Regions from separate parts of the Mus musculus genome. Here region 1 is linked to region 2. A link is a contact called in ENCODE Hi-C or POLR2A ChIA-PET data. All regions are on one chromosome and are shown on one strand. The core of a region is the stretch at or near the end of the contact, and the rest is flanking DNA. Distances in the headings are between cores, read along the strand shown. Region 1 overlaps Bmp6 (bone morphogenetic protein 6). Region 2 holds the start of Bmp6 (bone morphogenetic protein 6).

Region 1 (5,931 bases), core at 2,848-5,347, 100 kb after region 2:
ACTCCTTGCTGCTGTGATTACAAGCACGGAGCCCACGTCTGACTTAAATGTTACTTCCTAATCAGAGTGGGGTTCATGCCTTGCAGTGCTGTAGCAGTTTGAGCCCCAAACTGTGAGAGTGTGGGGCTGTGTGTTCTGATTTCCCTGTTCCCACTGGAGGGATGCTTTCTGATCTGGGTAGATGAGTCGAAACTTCCCTCTCAGGGCCTTGCACTGACAGGAGATTGCCGAGTTGTGAACTGACTATGTCTTCTGAACTCATACTGGTATAAGAGGTATGTACTGGTGGCTGCCCGTGGGTTCTGGAACATAGGAATTCCTACCTGGGTTTAGGGGTAAGGCCCTAAGCCTTCATCAGCCATGTGGCCTTGAGTAAGTTCCTCCCCTCCTTTTGAGTCCATAACCCTAATCATACAGTCAGCACAGTGAGACGGATACCGTGTGCCGTTATCGTTAGGTCGCAGTACACATACCACTCAGGCCCTTCATGTTTAGTGTTCTGAAGTGATTTGTATCTGACACAGATCACACTGGAAAAGTATATATGATAAGGGCTCAGACTGTTATAGGAGGGATGCTACTGGTACTGGCATTCAGCATAAACTACTGTTTGGAGACGGGGGACTGGCCACATATCATCCCAAGTTCTGGAAACGCGTGGCGCTTTCTCTTCCTTTCTCTCTGTGTACATTGCTTTGTGGCTTGGGTCAGGTTTTGGAAACTGATCCCTATTCCCATCCTATGCATGAGCCTAGTTCCCAGTGCAACCTCTTGCCCCAGATCCCAGCCTGTGGTGGACTTGCTTGATCTGTTTCTGTGGGCTTTATTTCCATTCTGAGAGCTTGTATGGAGACACTTTCCTGCTACCTGAAGTCCACTCCATGTTGGGATTCCCCCAATTCCTTGCAATTATTCATCCCTCTGTGGTATTGTCTCCAACCTCATAGATCCCCCCAGCCCAACCCCACACATCTGTTCCCACTCTGCTGGGGACAGCAGTGCTAAGTGAGGCAAAGTGACCCAGGGTGTGGTGTGACTCTCAGAAGTCCTGGTGCCAGGCTCCGTTGTGGCCTTGTTGAGCTGACGGAATCTTAAGCCATAGCAACGAGTCCCTCGGGCACTTCATTCATTCCACTGACCACAGTGTAGCCAGGCTGTGCTGGGTTTGTTTGTTCCAGCAACTCCGAGGCTGCCCCCGCCTCTCCTTTCTAGCAGTGGTCCATTTTAAGGTTTCTAAGTCTGAAATGACCCAGTGTGGCCATCCTGTTCAACATTCTCTTGTGCCTCTAGTTCCCTTTTAGATCCTCCCAGACCACTGGCTTTCTTCTTCCACAGAAGTGTTCTAAATTTAGGGACTGCATCTATTGCTGTGATGAGTCTCTTAAGAAAATTAAAGTTCAGATCTACTTTATTTTTAATGTGTATGTATGTTTGTCTCTGTGTATATACATGGGCACATGTATGTGGGTGCCCTTGAAGGCCAGGGGAGGGTGTTTATCCCCTGGAGCTAGAGCTACATGCCTTTGTGAGTGGTCCATTGTGGTTGCTGGGAATCGAACTTTACTCCTCCACAAGAGCAGCAAGCCCTCTTACCCGCAGAGTATCCCCCTTACCCCCTGCCCAGTGATGAGTCTTGCCTGGCATTTTCCTGAATGTCTGTGGGGCTCACCTGTAGGAGATGATGCTGATTAAGTATCACCTCTGCTGGGCTCCAAGATGGGTAGGGAAGACAGGAGTTACTCATTTATGCAGGATTGTGCTTCATATAGCGCCCCCCCCATGCTTCTGTGTGCCTTATCCTCACTTAAACCTTGGCTGTTAGAGGCAGGGGTCTCTTTTTGGCAACCGACATTTAAAAAAAAAAAAGGTTCAACAAATTGTTACCTAGCAACCGTGTTCCTCAAATAATGCTATATTTGGGTATGAACATGCACTACACAGACAAGTTGTGATGACAATCTTGATACCGTTGTGGTTGGCTACAGGGAGATCTGGACCTGTTGACACACCCAAATCTCCCAGGAGTCCTCCCAGGACACATCTCCTAGGTAGTGAATGGCAGAGTATCTCTCCCTGTGGCCATGGAGAAGTTTCTAGAAAGCTCTCTCTCTTCCTCTCTAATATTTCCTTTTGACAGACTTGCATCATCCTTTTTTTCTGACTAATAGTGGGAAGGGTGGGTTGGTGTAGGACCTTGGACTTCATTTCAAGGACACTGGGGAAAGAATTTTTGGGAAGCCTTGTCTGCAGGCTCGACTGAATGGCAGGGCAGGATTCAGCCTGTGCTTGGTGTCCTTAGAAGCCCAGTAATGGCCTTTTGAGTTTATTTCTTGGGCAGACATGAGCTACGTGGAGTGTGATTCGAGATTGCGAAGGTTGTTTGTTAGCACGTCTGGTAGGTATTAAGTGCTCTGAAAATGTTTGTTGCTTTGATGAGTTCTGGTCAAATGTGGAGAGGCAGTGTGTCCTGGAGCAGGCTGAGGGCAGTTCTTTCCCACGTTGAGTCACAGTGCACTTTCAGGGAGGCTTCCCAAGGAAGCTGGGAGGGAGAAGATGAAGGAGGAAGGCCCTTCACTAAGACTTTGAGATTGCTTCACCATCTGTGGAGGTGGGTGACGCCTCCCTGGGGGTCTCTAGTCATCACCATTGGGGCACCCGGACTTTTGCGTCCTGACAAAGACAAGGCTCAATCCATTTTTGCCCCCCAAGTTTCCCTTTGCCTGAATGCAGTGAATTGAAGACAAAGGGGTTTTCCATCGTGTTGTTTGAAGGGCATAGAGCTTCATGTAGCCACATAGCTGAGGCTCTTTGAGATTAAATGTCAGCCTGTCCAAGAAAATAGACCCCAGCTTTAAGTTTTGTTTCCATTGGCATTTTGTTTGAGGCCATAAAAACCAATGGTAAAGTGACAACACAGACAAGAAAGTCACACAGGCGTTCCGAAATCTCGTTTTGCTTGCTCTGTACTTTCTGGCTTAGCCCTGCCTAATCATACGAGGTCTCCAGCATAGCAAGGCGGGGGAAGGCAGGTGATGTAGGTCTTGAGACTACACAGTCAGCAACGTCTGGGGTTGGTGGACCATAGTGTTGCCGTCCCATACAACACTCCCTCTCTGTGGCCAAGCCTGGGCGGGTGGGTTCCTCTTTGGTTCAAAAGGGAGCTCTCAAAAGCCAGCCTGTCCCTCCTTACTCCGTCAGTCAGGTCCTTCCATCCCAGTCAAATCCTTTCCAGAATAGGCGCCATGCTTGCTTTCTTGTGTTCTCCATCTTGGGCAGATTATTCCCAGCTGTTTTCTTGGGTTCCCCATGGTACCACGGGGAGCCATGTCTACCTGGAGAGGCTCTCCCAACACCTTTTGCCAACCTAGATTTGAGTTCCCCAATGGCAAACTGTCCTTTGCCGTTTATTCCGTCCTGGGTTCTTCTTGTCAGCTTCCGAGAAGAGAGACCATTAGTTGCTGGTTGCTGTTTCGTTGCTTTGGTAAAAGAATTGGTGGGAAATATAGTTGGTTGACGACGGTTTGCATAATTGCTGGTGACTTATTCCCGCCCACCTTTTACCTTGCTTCTTGCTGATACCAGACAGAAAGAGACAAGTCAAGGCAAAGTGCCAGCCGTGTGGGCATCAAGATGTGACACCCCATTGTACCAAGTGTACATTGTTGTGTTTTGTAAAAAGATAAGAGAGGATCCAGGGAGATGTTTGGTTGAGGGCGCAGTCTGGTGTGGGGGGAGGGGGTCCCTCTGTGGGCCCATGCTGAGGCAACCCTTTCCTTGAGGTACCAGCCAAGATGCAGTACCAACACACCTCATTTGTAAATATGAAGTTAGGGTGATCGTACGCTGATGAGGAGTGGGCTCTAATCTGTGTGATTGTATGCCTTTACTGCGTGGCTGATGCCTTTTGTTGGTACAGTACATTCTTCCCAGGCGCATGCTTGGCGCATGCTCATTGATATCCTCAACAACCCCGCCTCCTTCCTCCTACATCACCTCTCACCCTTTTATATTCAGTGTTGGGGAGAGATCTCAGGTCTTCCACATGTTCCCCGCAGCAAGTGCTCTGCCACTGAGTTACCCAATCCCCCCCAGCCCTGCCTGTCCCCTTTCCGCTCTGTGGACGTTGGCTCTTTATTATCTCAGAGCTCTGGTGAGGCTGGAATGTTGCTCTCAAGAAACCCCCAGGTCAAAAGTCAAGTCCGAGATGCTTGCTGCCCTCGGCCTATCTTTACTGTTCTGCTCCGCTCACTCCTGCAAACCTGCGGAAATGCCTGCTTGCTGATCTCATCCTCCTGTGATCTGAGACCTTGTGACTTAGCCAGGGGGAGGTGGGGAGCCACCCACCCTGTGGACCCTCTCCTATGGGCGAGGACCTGCTGTGCTTCTGGGAAAACAGAATGTCAAGTGAACAGTTTAGCTTGGACCGGGTCCGGAGGCAAATCGGTCACTTCACACGGGGATCCTCTGTCCATTGTGTGGTCAGGAGGGGAAAAAAAAAAAAAAAAAAAACCCGAAGTGAATCACCAGAGCGAAGAATGCGCCGTCTGGTGTGGGCCGCAATAATAAAGTATAATGTTTTGAATTAGAGCAGAGAGGGAGAAACTGAGAAACCTTTGGCTGGCCACTTTGTTGTTCCCATTGTTCTGCTCTGCTCCCCTCCCCTCAGATATAGGCTTGGATAAGAATGCACTTCTCCAGCCTGGTTTTTTCCTAAGCTCAATCCTGAAGTGACATGGCAAAGTCATGTTAGACATGGGCATTATTGAGGAGCAGCAGATCCAAAAGTCACATTTCACCAACGGCCCCGGGAAGCTGAGATGAGACACTGTGAGAGAACAGGCTTCAACTCAACCCAGAGCGTATTTTCCTTACCCCACGTTAATTAGTAAATCAAAACCAAATGAAAAACTATAAATAAGAGCCTGCCACTAATCTGTCACACTTGAAAGGTTCCCAGATTAATTTTTCTTCCTGGCTCTATGTTACTGATCGTGGTCGCCCTGTAGGAGGGAAAGGATTCCCAAATGCCTTGGTAGGCTGGCATCTCTGGGGGCCTCAGGAATAGGACAGCTTTACAATAGCATTGCTCTGGTCAGGACTACCTGGTTAGCTGAGAGGTTACGTTTCTCTTGAGACAGCAAAGTGGAAGCGACAGGCTGTGGATTTTTCTCTCCTCCAGCGTTCTGGGGTGTTCTCTGTCTTGTCTGTTTCCAGTCAGATAGTCTCACACTTGGCCCCAGTGAGTTTGTATGAGTTTGGCCAAGCAGAGAATGTTACCTTTTCAAGTACATTGAGAATCCAACAGGGCTGCACAGAAGCAGCTCAACTGAGTCTTGGGGACTTGGGGGGGGGGGGGGGGAAGTACAGAAAAGGCAAGCCATTCTCTTGGAGCCATGTTGGGAGAAACATTTTGTTAATGTTTTTGCAGGGGCCTGGGATCCAAGTTTTGTCTATTAAAGGAAAGGAGAGGCCCTGGTCTGTTTGTATGCAGATCGCATAGCTGGACTAGGAAGCTCTTTGCACCGCCATGGTGGTGTCTTTTCATTCCATGGTGGTGTCTTTTCATTCTTGGGTTTAGAGCCCACACCCACACACCCCCACCCAGGCATCAACACACAACCCTGTGAAGACCTTCACCATCATCTCATGATGCCTTGGCTTTTAGTTTGGCTGGAAAATATTCCCGTGTGTGAGCTTGCTGTTGTCAGGCCAGCCTGTGCTTGAGAAATGCAGTCCTGCTGCCTTTGGGGGTGTCGTCCCCTCACTGGACAAATGCACACTGCTACCTGCTACAGGCTGCGGAGGGACACGAGCCAGCAAGGGCAGGCACACACTGGAAGATCTAGTCAAACTAAAGGCCACCAGGTGATGGCACCAGGTGACGAGGGTCTTAATGGGTTGTGTGTTGATGCCTCGAGTTGTGAACCTGAG
Region 2 (5,728 bases), core at 2,382-4,881:
TTGGGTTTTGTTGAGAGAAGATTTCTCTACGTAGTCCTGGCTGTCCTGGAACTTGATCTGTAGACCAGGCTGGCTTCGAACTACTGGAATTACAGATGTGTGTCGTTACTGCCGGGTTACTTGTAGTGTATTGTTAATGATGTGGTTTATGGGCAAGAACAGAGCACTTAGCATATCAAATGGATAAGCAGTATCATTTTGAAACAAGGATATTTGGCATGTTAAATTAACAAGCACCATCTTTTCAAATCAGAATTTATTAGGCCAAACACATTGTAAACATAGAGCTCTCCACAACTGGTAAGGAACCACTTTGAAAGTAGGCATTTTTAAGAATTTTCTGTGAGTTACTCTGTGTCCCCGTGAGAATTCCCACCCTGTCTCTAGTATCACCAAACGTGTGGAACAAATTTGTGCTTTATGGTGAGGCCATCTTCACTTCGTGAAGTGGGGCAAGGGTGGGACAGACAACCTATTTCCAGAGACTGAGGCCATCTGCATGAAATGTCAGCCAAGCAACCAGATGTTTGCTATGGGTTGGCTCACACATCTGGCTTCTTGACGAGATTTCTCCTCTGCCCCCGCCCCCAACCCCCAAATGCTTGAGAGATGCTCAGAGAAAAGTGAGGGAAACTTGTCTGGGTTTACAGAGGAAGGGGCAGTAATATTTTGGTGTCCTGCAGGGGGCGAAGTGGCCTCTGATTTTCTCCAAGTGTTCACAGGTTCCAGTGAACTCTGGAGGCAGACCTGCTCAAACAAGTTCCTTCAATGCCATTATTCTGTATCCACTTAGAATCACACGTGTGCTTTGTGCTAGTCCTCTGCTCTGACACCTCCGGGCCACGTGGAGTCTCTAATGGGATGTGGTCAGGAAAACAGGAGCGGGAGGGACATGGATGAAGGTTCTCTTTCCACCCCGAGTTTCACTTGACATACATAGAGAAGCTGTGGTCCCAGTCTGATGTCATTGAACTCTTAGGATTATACCTCTTTATTCATCCCTTTGAACTAGGTGGGCCCAAGTGCTTGGCTGCCTGCTTCCTGTAAATATGGCATGTCCAGGTTGAGAGTGCACCATAGACATGCAGAACACATCTCTTGTGACCTTTGGCTGAATGTCACTGACCTTATGACATCTTACCTCACATTTTTTGGGGGGGGGGGCTTCCTCAGACTCTCATACTCACCACCTGAAGACACCCCCCAAACACCCCCTTATTTTAGCACTATTCTTTGAGAACAGAATTCCTCTTGGTAGGGGTGGGGAGTCTGTGACAGGCCTGAGTTAGAGATGCTGTTAAGGACTGTGGTTGATAATACTTCACTACATGTCATTTTAGACTCACGCCACAAGGGGGGGGGAACCCTACAGAGGGGGCAGTAGTGTAGCCCTACATGTCTGTTCTTCACTAGGCTCATTTTCACAGAGTCATATACCCCAAATGAGTCACAAGCTCGCTTTTTAAAAAAAGATTTATTTATTTATTTATTATATGTAAATACACTGTAGCTGTCCTCAGACACTCCAGAAGAGGGAGTCAGATCTCGTTATGGATGGTTGTGAGCCACCATGTGGTTGCTGGGATTTGAACTCCTGACCTTCGGAAGAGCAGTCAGGTGCTCTTACCCAATGAGCCATCTCACCAGCCCACAAGCCCACTTTTGTGTTTTAAATGGCACTCCCTAATGGAGTACCTTTAGGGCTTAGTTTGTTTTTCTATTTTTACAGATTCCAGTGTTGTCTTCACTGCCCTTATAATTTGCGCTTCTTTTATTCCGCATGTGTCTTGTCAGACCTCTTACAAAGAAGATGTGGCTGAGTGTGTGCAAGGAGGAGGCCCCCAGCTTGAAGCTCATGAGTACTTGTTGTGACTTCAGATCTTCTGAGTGGAGTTCCTGGCCTCTCTAGCAGCACAGCAGTGACTTCATACTTGTACAGTGTCCTGGACAGAAGAAACGGTGCACGCTTTTGATGTCTCTAGCATCCTAGCAACAATTATCTAAAATGTTTCAGACCCCATAAACCAATACTGAAAGTGGGTGGCTTATTTTCTTTCCTAATCCTTCCATTCTTGTCAGGTGAAAGACTCACATGTTTAAAGGGCATTTGCTTCTACCATCTAGAGATGAGTGGCCATTTGAGCCATGAATTGACATGTTTATTGGTAGAAGGCAGTGTTGGGAGTGGTCCCAGTTTGTTCAAGGATAGAAGCAACCTGTGTTGAGGGCCCTGTTTATTATCCTGGCTATTTTCTATACTTTCCAGGCTTCTGCCCTGGCTGAAGGCCATCTTTACCACCGTCTTTACGTTTTACCTGGAACGGTGTGTCTAATAATTGCATTTCAGCTCATTAAGATGCAATTGCCAACGGCAACTGCATTGAGAGACTAGCAAGAGGATGGGGAAGGCTTTCCTCGTAACACTAGCAGATCGTAACCCCTTTCGTTTGGGTTGTAGTTTAAGAACTCAAATGCAGCCCAAACGAAGAAATAAATTGAAATATCCGACTGGAAACCTCCAGGACTCTGGTTTGGCTTGTCCTGCCCTCTTTGCAGCTAGTGTGTGAGCAGCTTCCTCGCAGGGTGTGTCTTAACTTACAGCAGCTGCCTTTGAGAGCCACGTGTCTGCTAAACGCCTACATTCCATCAATAAGAGAAACTGAGCAGAGAAGGAGAAAACTGTCATACTATTTTCTCCTTCGGTAACGGCATGGATTAAATAGCTGTGTTTGCTTTTATTTAGCAGAGGAAGAAGAAAGTTTAGATCGGGGTCGTGATCGGATCTGTCTTCCTAGCAATGACCTCTTTGCCTTTCTTACCCGCCCAAGCAACTCCTGATGCCTCCAAGAATTCTGTGTGCTAGAAACCTACGCTCGCTAGGCAGAGGCAAGGCCCTGGGAGAAGGGAGGGTGAAAGAAGGGGGTGGGCCTATGTAAATAGCCCGCAAGAGTCACCTCTCCATTGGCTGGTAGCCTGTCCGTTACCGAGTAGGGCAGGGCGTTCCTGGGCTTGAGTGCGGTACCTGAGCGAGACGCGCAGCAGAAAGCCCACGTTGGCGGCGGCCGGGAGCGCAGTGCGCAGAGGCGGGAGACTGCGAATCCCCGAGCCGACGCCGCAGCCTGCGTTCCGAGTTCCGCTCCTCGTCTCTCTCATCGCCTCGGAGAGCGGGATCCTCCGGGCACCCGAGAGACTGCCGAGAGGAAAGCTAGATCGTGGCCGCCTCCACTTGGGGAGGCGCGCGGAGATTCCGAGGGGGAGAGACGGTGCCCGAAGGCGGAGGGGCGCTGAGTTTCGGACCAGAGGGAAGTTAAAACCGCGCGGAGAAAATTGGCTTTTTAGGACGCAGGGACGCCACAGCCTGGGACCCACAGGGGAGTAAACTTCACGACTGTCCTACAAGCCAGGAGAGGCGTGCGAGGGGATGGTGCCCGGCATCGCCTCCACCTCTTGATCTGTCGTCTCCGGCCCCCCTCGGCCAGCCGCCTCTGAGGGTTCAGGGCAGCGCACGTGTGCAGACTGCGAGTGACCGTGCCGTGACCCGCCCGGGGACGCCGGCTGCAGCGCAGTCCTGCCTAGGACACACCTGGCTCACTCAGCCCGTGCGCCTCCAGAGACCTGCGGGAGAGTGGAGGATCCTGGCCGTCGCCCCGTCGTCTCTTCTCCACCCGGGCTTCTGGGGGCGCCGCGGATGACCATGAGAGATAAGGACTGAGTGCCAGGACCGGGAAGAGAGCCCGCCGAGAGGTGGCGGGGGCTGCCCACTCCGAGGGCCACAGCCTCCGCGCTCCGGCCTCGCTCCGCCGCTCGACGCCTCGCGGGCCCCGCGGGGGCAGCCGGGCTGGGCGGCGATGCCCGGGCTGGGGCGGAGGGCGCAGTGGCTGTGCTGGTGGTGGGGGTTGCTGTGCAGCTGCGGCCCCCCGCCACTGCGGCCCCCTCTGCCGGTAGCCGCGGCCGCCGCCGGGGGGCAGCTGCTGGGAGCCGGCGGGAGCCCGGTGCGCGCTGAGCAGCCACCGCCACAGTCCTCTTCTTCGGGCTTCCTCTATCGGCGGCTCAAGACCCACGAGAAGCGGGAGATGCAAAAGGAGATCCTGTCGGTGCTGGGGCTCCCGCACAGGCCGCGGCCCCTGCACGGTCTCCAGCAGCCTCAGCCCCCGGTGCTCCCGCCACAGCAGCAGCAGCAGCAGCAGCAGCAGCAGACGGCCCGCGAGGAGCCCCCTCCAGGGCGGCTGAAGTCCGCTCCACTCTTCATGCTGGATCTCTACAACGCCCTGTCCAATGACGACGAAGAGGATGGGGCATCGGAGGGTGTGGGGCAAGAGCCTGGGTCCCACGGAGGGGCCAGCTCGTCCCAGCTCAGGCAGCCGTCTCCCGGCGCTGCACACTCCTTGAACCGCAAGAGTCTCCTGGCCCCGGGACCCGGTGGCGGTGCGTCCCCACTGACTAGCGCGCAGGACAGCGCTTTCCTCAACGACGCGGACATGGTCATGAGCTTTGTGAACCTGGGTAAGGATTTTGGGGGTAGCATCGCGCGGAGGGTAGATCCCTCCTTTGCAGTCTCCTGGGCTCAGGTGGTGGGAAGAGGTGGAGGAGCGCGCGCGTGCGCGCGCGGCGGGGATGTGGGACAGCTGGTGCTCCGGACACCTGCGCGGCCGAGTGCTCGCCTGCGCTCCGCTGCAATGGGAGGAGCTGGAACACGCAGAGGTGCCCGCAGAGGTTGTCTTTTTCGGGGAACATGGGGCACTTTTCCCTGTATTCTTATTTCTGACGAGCTCGGGCCACTTCAACGCAAATGAGTTTGGCCAAGGTTCCTAAGAATAAGGTCCTCTGCACTCTTTCCCCTCTGAACTGTCCTCCATTGCCCCCTGGACGTTCGGAGTGCCGCTTTACCCATAGTGACCGTCAGGGAATCCCCCAGCAGTTGAGAACTCCGAGAACCTGATCTGAATGCTTTAGAGAGATTCACAGGTGTTGAGGAAGGAGGGCTTCGGTGGCTGAGGAAGGTCCCACCAGGACCTTGGAAGGTGTGCCAATCCCCGCCAGGCGGGGCTTGCGTCAGTATGGGGCGAGATTCCAGCGCAATTGGGGTAATCCACCCAGTGCCTGCGCTCTCATGCCCTTGGCCATTGTCCCAAAAGGTTGACCCTTCAATCAATGCTGTCCAAGCTCCTGGGGGCAGAGAAAGGGTGCGGGGGTAGGGGCCAGGGTTGGCCGCTGAGCTCTACTGAACTCCGTTGCCAGGCAACAGAATGGAAAGTCGAGGGCGGCTAAATTGGGCTCTGCCACTAATGTTCTGTGGCAAACCCAGACAGAGTCACGTCCCCCCCTCCCCGAAGTTTTCTCTCATCTGTAAACAGAAAAGGGAGGTGGGGTAAGAAAGACTGCGGAGTCAGTGCTTCTGAACCTTGCTAGTTTTTATTCATAAACTTAGTATAGAGCAAGGATGTAGGAGGCACGTCCCTAGTGGGTAGACCTGGGGAAGTAGACACACCCAGAGTGGCTGCAGCCGCCCCTGGGTTTCTGTGAGGCTTTTTCTCCCTGGGGGAGACCCATGCCTGTGCCCAGGTCTCAGAAAGGGTTAGCATGAGCTTGCCAAAAGGCCTATCAGAGCCGTCCATCTTCTTCAAGCCAGGAGTGATGACCCAGTGTTAAGTATCTAATTTAGTTCTTTGCGAGTGTATCTAGGATCCTTAGTTCCGCCTAGGTGGAGTCCAGTGAGAGAGAGAGAAAA

What was found. A loop is a pair of places that touch in the nucleus more often than their neighbours do. ChIA-PET counts read pairs that join two places held with the same protein, here RNA polymerase II (POLR2A).
Region 1: a map of Patski shows a loop between it and region 2 (2.9-fold over the local background). The contact joins the enhancer-like site here to the promoter of Bmp6 in region 2. A Hi-C loop is called at or near these places in 1 of 37 maps with a recorded cell type or tissue (Patski). POLR2A ChIA-PET finds 5 or more read pairs at or near these places in 1 of 5 experiments (Patski).

Annotation. Positions count from the first base shown.
Region 1 is chr13:38,446,499-38,452,429 of GRCm38, forward strand. All of the region lies in intron 1 of Bmp6 (bone morphogenetic protein 6), which reads left to right. Among named protein-coding and RNA genes, the nearest start is that of 4930579J19Rik, 12 kb to the right of the region's middle. Within about 2 kb of position 4,098, at least 1 of the 3 ENCODE cell types and tissues checked has a DNase peak (open chromatin) inside an H3K27ac peak, as active enhancers do.
Region 2 is chr13:38,342,085-38,347,812 of GRCm38, forward strand. It overlaps Bmp6 (bone morphogenetic protein 6), which reads left to right and starts at 3,632. Exons shown (of 7, transcript NM_007556.3): 1 at 3,632-4,503. The coding sequence starts at 3,849. It overlaps Gm47990 (a long non-coding RNA gene), which reads left to right. Exons shown (of 2, transcript XR_003950672.1): 2 at 1,795-2,039.